Linked DNA regions of Homo sapiens: region 1 is linked to region 2. The links are chromatin contacts, found by Hi-C or POLR2A ChIA-PET in ENCODE. All regions are on one chromosome and are shown on one strand. Each heading gives the region's core, a stretch centred on a gene start or an enhancer-like site at or near the end of the contact. The rest is flanking DNA. Distances are from core to core; before and after follow the strand shown.

What was found. A loop is a pair of places that touch in the nucleus more often than their neighbours do. ChIA-PET counts read pairs that join two places held with the same protein, here RNA polymerase II (POLR2A). Pooled maps may share reads with other maps.
Region 1: a map of gastrocnemius medialis shows a loop between it and region 2 (3-fold over the local background). The contact joins two enhancer-like sites. A Hi-C loop is called at or near these places in 4 of 168 maps with a recorded cell type or tissue (Right ventricle myocardium inferior, gastrocnemius medialis, heart left ventricle and 1 more), 1 of 37 single-sample maps with no recorded cell type and 7 of 50 pooled maps. POLR2A ChIA-PET finds 5 or more read pairs at or near these places in 2 of 52 experiments (MCF 10A and OCI-LY7).

The regions. Positions count from the first base shown.
Region 1 is chrX:43,741,077-43,745,666 of GRCh38, forward strand. It overlaps MAOA (monoamine oxidase A), which reads left to right. Exons shown (of 15, transcript NM_000240.4): 12 at 874-971; 13 at 2,718-2,829; 14 at 3,033-3,095; 15 at 3,291-4,590. The coding sequence ends at 3,437. Among named protein-coding and RNA genes, the nearest start is that of MAOA, 87 kb to the left of the region's middle. Within about 2 kb of position 1,380, at least 6 of the 41 ENCODE cell types and tissues checked have a DNase peak (open chromatin) inside an H3K27ac peak, as active enhancers do; they include gastrocnemius medialis and heart right ventricle, where a contact is called at or near this core.
Region 2 is chrX:43,704,573-43,709,364 of GRCh38, forward strand. All of the region lies in intron 3 of MAOA (monoamine oxidase A), which reads left to right. Among named protein-coding and RNA genes, the nearest start is that of MAOA, 51 kb to the left of the region's middle. Within about 2 kb of position 3,524, at least 13 of the 41 ENCODE cell types and tissues checked have a DNase peak (open chromatin) inside an H3K27ac peak, as active enhancers do; they include gastrocnemius medialis and heart right ventricle, where a contact is called at or near this core.

The DNA of each region.
Region 1 (4,590 bases), core at 130-2,629, 34 kb after region 2:
CTGCACAATTAAATTCCAGATATGTTATCATTTGTTGGTGAAGGCAAAGTAGTATGTACTTGACAAGATAGACTGAATCTAGAGTCTCTTCCCAGGTCAAAGTCATACTAATTTGTTTTTCCATGTGTGAACTCAATTCACAACTCATTTAGGAATATCAGTGCTTTCAATCCACCACTGAAAGCAATTAGGAGAATGAAATTACGTCTTTTTGAAAAAAAAAATAGAATGGCTGAGCGCTCTTTCAGGGGCTTGTCTCTAAACTGTTCAAATAATAAACTTTCTGAATGTGCCAGGGAAATTAGAGAAGGTTCTCTCATGTCCCCTAGGAAATAGTTTTCATCTTAATTGCCGCTTTTTCGTGGAATTCCCATCATACATGTTTCCAGCTTAGAAAAGTGGCTGGGAAAAAAGCCTTTCTTAGACATTTGTTTGTCTTCTGCCTCCTCCCTCCCACCCTTTCCTTAGCAATAATGCCTGATAGATGGGGAAGTAAAGTCTGTTATTAGGGACTCCAGAGATTTGAGCAGACCTTTCCACAAGCTGAATTGTTGATGGGGTTTCCTATAGACTTAGCTCTAAAGACTTCAGAATCTGCATGGATGGATGGATACCCCTCTCTCCCAGATACTGGAATACTTCATGTCTTCCCTAATCAAGAAAATGGGAAGAGCAAAGTATACATGTTTTGCCACATGGTACTTCACAAAAGGCCATTGCTTGGTACTATCATGTTTCCCCTTAAGTGAGTTAGAAAAACAGGATTTTCTTTATTTTCTTAATGTAAACTTTTTGTTAAAGCAACGATATTATTGACTCGCAGCATTTCAGCTTTGTTTTCTCTTTTGTATTTTCTTCCCCACTGAACTGCAGCCAGTGCATTATGAAGAGAAGAACTGGTGTGAGGAGCAGTACTCTGGGGGCTGCTACACGGCCTACTTCCCTCCTGGGATCATGACTCAATATGGAAGGTATTACGCAAGCACTACGCCAATTAATCCAAGACCTGTGCCAAATTTAAAAGGAAAAGCAGAGTTCAATGCAAATTCTAGAAATAGTTGTCAAAATCCCCATTTCTTATGTCCTAGATAATACTTGTATATTTCTGGATGTCCATAGAAAAATAAGGATGTCATTACATAGAACAATAGCTGTCAGCATACAGAACAATAGCAGAACAGTGGGGAGGATTTCAGATGTGAACAGTGCTTGTGAGAATGAAGCAAGCTACAGTGTCCTCCAAGGGGACTTCGTGAGCTCAACTTGACATTTAGTCTCACATGACTGCCTTAGGCTCCTTGGCACCAGTCAACACAGAAGGACATTGGATGTGTTTATCCAACACTTCTGTCTTGCCAACAGAGCAGCATCAGCAGACAGTCCTCTTCAGGGGAAGAGTCCTCACTGTATACAGTTGAGATGTGAGGAAATGACATCCACGTGGGGTGGGTCCACCTTGACCTAGAAGCCCCTTGCTCCATGGGAGCCATTATCTCTATGCTTCATAGGCATAGTGTCCGGTACCTTGCTCAGTTATAAGACTTGCTCAGTTACAAGAGACACCACACTCAGGGAAGCCCAAAGTGATAGCCTCCTACCAGGTATTTACAATTCATTTAGAGTCCTCCCAGCCTGGATGCAGTTCACTAATGTGGGGATGGGAGGGGAGGCACTTTTAGCATAAATGGTGTTGCCTCCATAGATGGCATTACACCTTCATCTGGTTTCCAGAGAAACAGAGCTAGAAAGTTAATACAAGGTCACATTTGTCCACTGAAAAGGAGGAAGTATTTATTAACCTTTTCGTTACAGGAGTTTTTAGTCTGTTTTTTTTTCTTCTTAATTGAGTCAGATCGCCTTTGTTAACAATAGCAGGATTGATGAACTGGATTAGTTCTGGTATCAAAGTAGAAGTCTAGAAGACAAGACTAAGATGAGGAATAGATGAAACCCAGGGTTCTGGAATTGGAAAAAGGAGTGCCAACGGGTTGAGATGAAGGCCATCAGGGTGGGGGGCAGGACATGCAGCTTGGGAGAGTTCATGAAACTAGCTGTGGACATGGCAGGAGTCAAAGCCAAAAAGTTGGAGGGGACAGCTGTCCATTCAGTCCAGCCCTTCTTTGTAAGAGGAGACCCATTTCCTTGCTCTCAGCCAGTCCCCAGAGAAGTTCAGAGAAGCTAACTGTACAGAGGTTGTTTTCTTAAAGAGACACACCCATATAATGTCTCAGGTCTCTCCTTTGCCAGAAATGATAGTTGACGTCCCTGTCTTCCCACCTGCCACTGCAGTTCCTCCTGACACACTGGGAGTGCCTGCAAAGCTGGATCTGTGGCTGTTTTCAAGAAGAGTGCACCTTCCCCCGAGAAAGACAGGACAGGGAGAAGAATGGACTGCCAACAGGAAACAGCAAAGAAATCTGATTTGGGGATTGAATACATGTTCTTATATTCCAGCTCTGGCTGGCTTGGAAAAGATCAACATCCCCTTTAATGATTGATGATCTGATGGCCTGATTCTCCCTGACTTGAAAGTTCAGATCCTCTATGCAGATCCAGAAAGCAAAAAGTGGCCTTTCACCTTGGGCTAAGTCATACGGGTGTTTTTTAAACAGTCTGAATTTCTGTGCCTTCTGCAGACTAAATGAGGGCAGTGATTGGCTCATTTACCCTGCCCACCTTCCCAAGTAACTCTGTGTAACCTCTTGGTTCCCTTGAAGGGTGATTCGTCAACCCGTGGGCAGGATTTTCTTTGCGGGCACAGAGACTGCCACAAAGTGGAGCGGCTACATGGAAGGGGCAGTTGAGGCTGGAGAACGAGCAGCTAGGGAGGTAAGCAGGAAAGCCCAGGCTCTCTCCCTCCCGAGTCACGGCAACGTTTTTGGCATCTGGTCTTGCTAGTTCTTGACACTGATAGAATCTGTATGTCCATTTCTCTGCCCCTCACTCATGGGGCTCATCTGTGGCTAGCAGGGCCTTGAATCTGTAGAAACTATACAGCCTCTTTTCATAATACCATGGTGACTTTCTTTCAGGTCTTAAATGGTCTCGGGAAGGTGACCGAGAAAGATATCTGGGTACAAGAACCTGAATCAAAGGTAAGTTTGGTGACTCTGGGCACTATCTCTCCTTAGACCAATCATGGAACATAAAACTCACATCTCCCTTCTTCTAGCCTCCGATTTAATTATAGATGCAACTATCCCAGGGGTCTCCATGCATGGATCTTGCAGTGTTTTGTTCCTCCTTGTCAGCATGAGTTTTTTGCTCATGATCTGTGTTCCTTCATCTAGGACGTTCCAGCGGTAGAAATCACCCACACCTTCTGGGAAAGGAACCTGCCCTCTGTTTCTGGCCTGCTGAAGATCATTGGATTTTCCACATCAGTAACTGCCCTGGGGTTTGTGCTGTACAAATACAAGCTCCTGCCACGGTCTTGAAGTTCTGTTCTTATGCTCTCTGCTCACTGGTTTTCAATACCACCAAGAGGAAAATATTGACAAGTTTAAAGGCTGTGTCATTGGGCCATGTTTAAGTGTACTGGATTTAACTACCTTTGGCTTAATTCCAATCATTGTTAAAGTAAAAACAATTCAAAGAATCACCTAATTAATTTCAGTAAGATCAAGCTCCATCTTATTTGTCAGTGTAGATCAACTCATGTTAATTGATAGAATAAAGCCTTGTGATCACTTTCTGAAATTCACAAAGTTAAACGTGATGTGCTCATCAGAAACAATTTCTGTGTCCTGTTTTTATTCCCTTCAATGCAAAATACATGATGATTTCAGAAACAAAGCATTTGACTTTCTGTCTGTGGAGGTGGAGTAGGTGAAGGCCCAGCCTGTAACTGTCCTTTTTCTTCCCTTAGGCAATGGTGAACTGTCATTACAGAGCCTAGAGGCTCACAGCCTCCTGGAGGAAGCAGCCTCCACTTTGGATCAGGAAATAGTAAAGGAAAGCAGTGTTGGGGGTAGCGGCATGCAGACCCTCAGACCAGAATGGGGACATCTTGTGGTCTGCTGCCTCAGGAATCTCCTGACCACTTGTAGTCCCTCCGACTTCTCTAGACATCTAGTCTCAGTGCTAGCTTATTTGTATTTTTCCTCTTTCACTTCTTATGGAGGAGAGTGTTTAACTGAGTTAGAATGTTGAAACTGACTTGCTGTGACTTATGTGCAGCTTTCCAGTTGAGCAGAGGAAAATAGTGGCAGGACTGTCCCCCAGGAGGACTCCCTGCTTAGCTCTGTGGGAGACCAACTACGACTGGCATCTTCTCTTCCCCCTGGAAGGCAGCTAGACACCAATGGATCCTTGTCAGTTGTAACATTCTATTTCAACTTCAGGAAAGCAGCAGTTTTCTTTTAATTTTTCCTATGACCATAAAATTAGACATACCTCTCAACTTACATATGTCTTCAACATGGTTACCTCTGCATAAATATTAGCAAAGCATGCCAATTTCTCTTAAGTACTGAAATACATATGATAAATTTGACTGTTATTTGTTGAGACTATCAAACAGAAAAGAAATTAGGGCTCTAATTTCCTTAAAGCAAGCTCACTTGCTTTAGTTGTTAAGTTTTATAAAAG
Region 2 (4,792 bases), core at 2,274-4,773:
AGGAGCAAGACAAAGATATTTACTCTGGCCACTTGTATTTAACATTGTACTAGGGATTTTAGCCAGGGCACTTAGGCAAGAAATAAAAAAAAAAAGAAAAATTGTATTTGCAGATGATGTGATCTTGTATATAGAAAATCCTGATACTGACTAAAACAATTCATAGAACTGTTAAACAAGTTCATCGAGGTTGCAGGATACAAGATCAATATTCAAAAATAAATTTTATTTCTAATACAGTAGCAATGAACAATCTGAAATGAAATTAAGAAAACAACTTCACTTAAAATAGCATCAAAAAACAATAAAATACTTAGCAATAAATTTAACCAAAGAAGTGCAAGACTTATATACCTAAAGCTACAAAATAACATTGAAATAAATTAAAGATGTAAATAAATGGAGGCATCCTGTGTTCATGGACTTAATATTGTTAGGGTGACAATACTTCCCAAATTGAACTACGTTTTTAACACAATCCCTTTCAAGATCCTAGCTGACAGTTTTTGCAGAAATTGGGAGATTGATCCTAAAATGTATATGTAAATGTGAGAGACCCATAATAGCCAAAGCAGTTTTAAAAGAGAAGAACAAATTTGAAGGACCCACACTTCCTGATTTCAAAAATTACTATGAAGCTAGTGTGCTAAAACAATGTGTACTTGTATAAAAACAATGTGTACTTCTATAAGGATAAACATATAGGTAAATGGAGTAGAACTGTGATTTCAGAAATAAACCCTTACATTTATGCCCAATTGATTTTTGTCAAGGGTAGCAAGACAACTCAGTGCAAAAAGTAAAATAAGTTATTTCAACAAATGTTGTTGGAACGACTGGATATCCACATGCAAAAGAATGAAGCTGGACTTCTTCTCACACTATACACAAACATTAACTCATTTTAGACCTAACTATAAGAGCTAAAAATATAAAACTCCTGGAAGAAAAAATAATAAATCTCTGTGAGTTAGGCAGTGATTTATTTGATGATACTGAAAGCACAAGCAACAGAAGAAAAAATAGATAAATTGGTCTTCATCAAAAAAAGTTTTTGAAGTGTTGTCATTTGTATACCATCAAGAAACTGAAAAGACAATCCATAGAATGGGAGAAAATATTTGCAAATCATATATCTGATAAAGGACTTGTATTCCGAACATATAAAGAACTCTAACAACTCAATAATAAAAAGACAAACAACCCAATTCAAAAATGGACAAAGGACTTGAATAGATACTTTGCCAAAAAAAAGATATGCACATGATCAATAAGCATCTGAAAAGATGATCAATGTTATTAGTTATTAGGGAAATGCAAGTCAAAACCACAATGAGATATCCCTTCACACCCAACAGGATGGCTGTAATAAAAAAGGCAGACATTAATAAGTGTTGTGCAGGATGGGGCGACATTGGAAACCTCACCCATTGCTGGTAGAAATGTAAAATGGTGCAGCCACTTTGGAAAATAGTTTGGCAGTTCTTCAAAATGCAGTGTCAGAGAAAGAAGAGTGACTACTAATAATTAAGGGCTTCTTCTCAGGGTAAAGAAAATGTTCTAAAATGAGATGTGATGATGGTTGCATGCTCTGTGAATATACCAAAGACCATTGAATTGTACACTATAAATGGATGAATTATAGGATATGTGAATGATATGTTAATAAAGCTGTTAAATAGCTATTTGTCCTCACAATGTGATATTTTCATCTTTTTTCACACTTCCTGTTTCTCCTGAGTTAATGGCATCTGTGAAAGAGGAAAACTATTTTTTTAAAAAACTCTGTCAATTATCTTTAATTACACAAAAGCCGCCAGAAGAACTCATTATTGTTTCTATCTTAACTGTTTTGTTTGTAATTTCTGTATATAACTAGAATCCCTTGGAGAAGATGACATAAATTTCTTTTAAAACCCTTCACTGTTGGGGCCAGGCACAGTGGGTCATGCCTGTAATCCCAGCAGTTTGGGAGGCCAAGACAGGAGGATCACTTGAGCCCAGGAGTTCAAGACCAGCCTGAGCAATAAAGTGAGGCCCCATCTCTACAACATAAATAAATAAATAAATAAATAAATAAAAATACAAAAATTAGCCATGCATAGTGGCACACACCTATAGTCCCAGCTTACTTGGGAGGCTGAGGCTGGAGAATCACTTAAACCTGAGAGTTTGAGACTGCAGTGAGCTGTGATCACAACACTACACTCCAGCCTGGGTGACAGAGAAAGATCCTGTCAAAAAAAACAAATAAAACCCTTCATTATTGATGGTATGGCATCATTTATATCTGAGTTTAATGGTTCTATTTTTCCAGAGATAGGACTACACAATTCAGGCGCCCATTGCATTGGTAGCTGTACAAGTCTTGAGACAGAGGCTGAGAATATGAAGTGTCAGGTCATAAGCAAACACATAGGAATGTGCTGCCAGCCCTTGAAATGGTGTGAGAGGTTATAGATAATTTGGTATTCATAAACATGGAGCAGAGGCATGAAAAATGTAAACCATAAGACTGTGCCAATATAATAACAAATTTGAGGGTGGATGAGTTCCCCAGGGAAATGGGAAAGGGGTGGGCAGAAGGAAAGGAAAAGGCTAAGGATCAGACTCTGGGGGATTCAGTGGATCATAGAAGGAGGGGTCTTGGGGAACTAGGCTGAGGCTTGGGACAACTAGCACTATCTGATGGGGTGGTGTCAGATGCAGCCAAGTGCTAATGGGATGGATACATCCCTTCATATCTGGCTAAAAGGAGCTCATTGGTGACCATAGAGAAAAGGGCATCCACGGACTTTTGAGGATACAAGTCAGATTTTAGAAAACAGAAGGATATGAAGGCAATGGGGGCATCATTTGAGTGGGACTGTTAAAAGAATGCAAAGAGGATGACAAATGAAAAGGACAGACGTCTCCATGTAGGGTATGAAGGCTTTTTCTAGATAGAGTGAAGCTATGTATGTTTGAAGAGAGCTTGGATACCTGCATTTGGAAAGAGGAAGATAATGCTTTTGTAAACTATTAATACAACACAAAACTACCATCCTATTTAATGGGTCTCTTCTTAGATGATTTTAAAATTTAAAGCATTGTTATAAACTATAGAAAAGAAATCATCAAAAGATTCATCTTACAGGCTTTGTCACAAAACAATGGGACTAGAAGGGTCTCAAGGTATTCATATAAGCTGTACAGGCATGTTTCTAAATTAATCTGGAAGATAACTCTTTTATTTTCCAGATGATTAAAGAAGGCTATTTGGCAGCTTCCCCAGTGACTTATGATACTCTAATAACACTCACTTCCTTTTGCTTAACTCAAATATAAAAGTACAGAGAGATCAAACTCTCCAACGTGCCAATCAGGAAATGCTATTTTGCTTACTATAAACTTAGCTTATCTTATAGGACCAACAATAAAGAATTATGTGGGAGCCATAAACTGCCATCTCCTGGCAATAGTCTCCTGTTATTGTGAACATTAGTAGATTGAAGATGTAGTTTCTCAAAGTCACTTAAGTGTTTTGGGGCACGGTTCCAGGGACATTGCGTTCTGCTTGACATAAACAATTTCTGCTGTATCAAAGACACTGCCCTTTAGAGATTAAAGGCCACTTTGGAAAACTAGTAAGCTTTCAGAGTGTAGGTACAAAATGAACTTGACCATTACACTAGATTTTTCTCCTTTAATTTTAAAGAGCAGTAATCATTTGGAAGTATTCCCAGAGCCCCTGCTTCACCCTCTTAGGTCATGAAGGCATTCCTTACTGAGAAGTGGCTTAGTATTGAGAAACTGCTGACACCTTGGTGAGAATACTATAGAACCACATTTTGGAGACTGAGAGGGTCCACACTGTCAGGCAGTTCTCACTCAGCCAAAAGACATCTTCCAGGCCCCCCTACTGCACTACTTTAGGGATTCACACATGCAAAAGTGTTCCCCACATATGTGCATTTCTTTTTAGCAGGTTTGGGTTTTCTGTGAAACGAGAACAGAGAAGCCAGAAACTGATAGGGGTGAAACTAATTGATGAAATCCTTTATCAACAGCAAAGAAGTTTATGTTATGGGCCTTTATGGTCTTCTTGTTGTTTTTTTTTTTTTTTCTTTTGAGACAGTCTCGCACTGTCGCCCAGGCTGGAGTGTAGTGGCACGATATCGGCTCACTGCAGCCTCCGCCTCCAGGGTTCAAGCAATTCTCCTGCCTCAGCCTCTCGAGTAGCTGAGATTACAGGTGCCTGCCACCATGCCCGGCTGATTTTTTGTATTTTTAGTAGAGACGGGTTTTTTTGTTTGTTTGTGTGTTTGAGACAGAGTCGTGCTCTGTCGCTCAGGCTGGAGTGCAGTGACGTGATCTCGGCTCACTGCAACCTCTGCCTCCTGGGTTCAAGTGATTCTCCTGCCCCAGCCTCCCAAGTAGTTGGGATTACAGGCACCCATCACCACGCCCTGCTAATTTTCGTATTTTTTTAAGTAGAGACAGGGTTTTGCCATGTTGGTCAGGCTCGTCTCAAACTCCTGACCTCAGGTGATCTGCCTGTCTCAGCCTCTCAAAGTGCTGGGATTACAGGTGTGAGCCACCGCCTCTTCTTTTAAAATATTCCGTGGCTCCCATTTCTAAAATGATTGCCAGGCCAGATTTTCCTCTTTCCTTGAACTCTTTACTTCTCCTGCCACCACTGTTTATCAAGGCTCAGATCAAGGGGTCTTTGGACCTTGTGTGAAATCATACTCAAGTTGGCATCTTTCTGTGAAGAACTTCGTTAGGAATGTGGGACACATTTTGTTGAGTT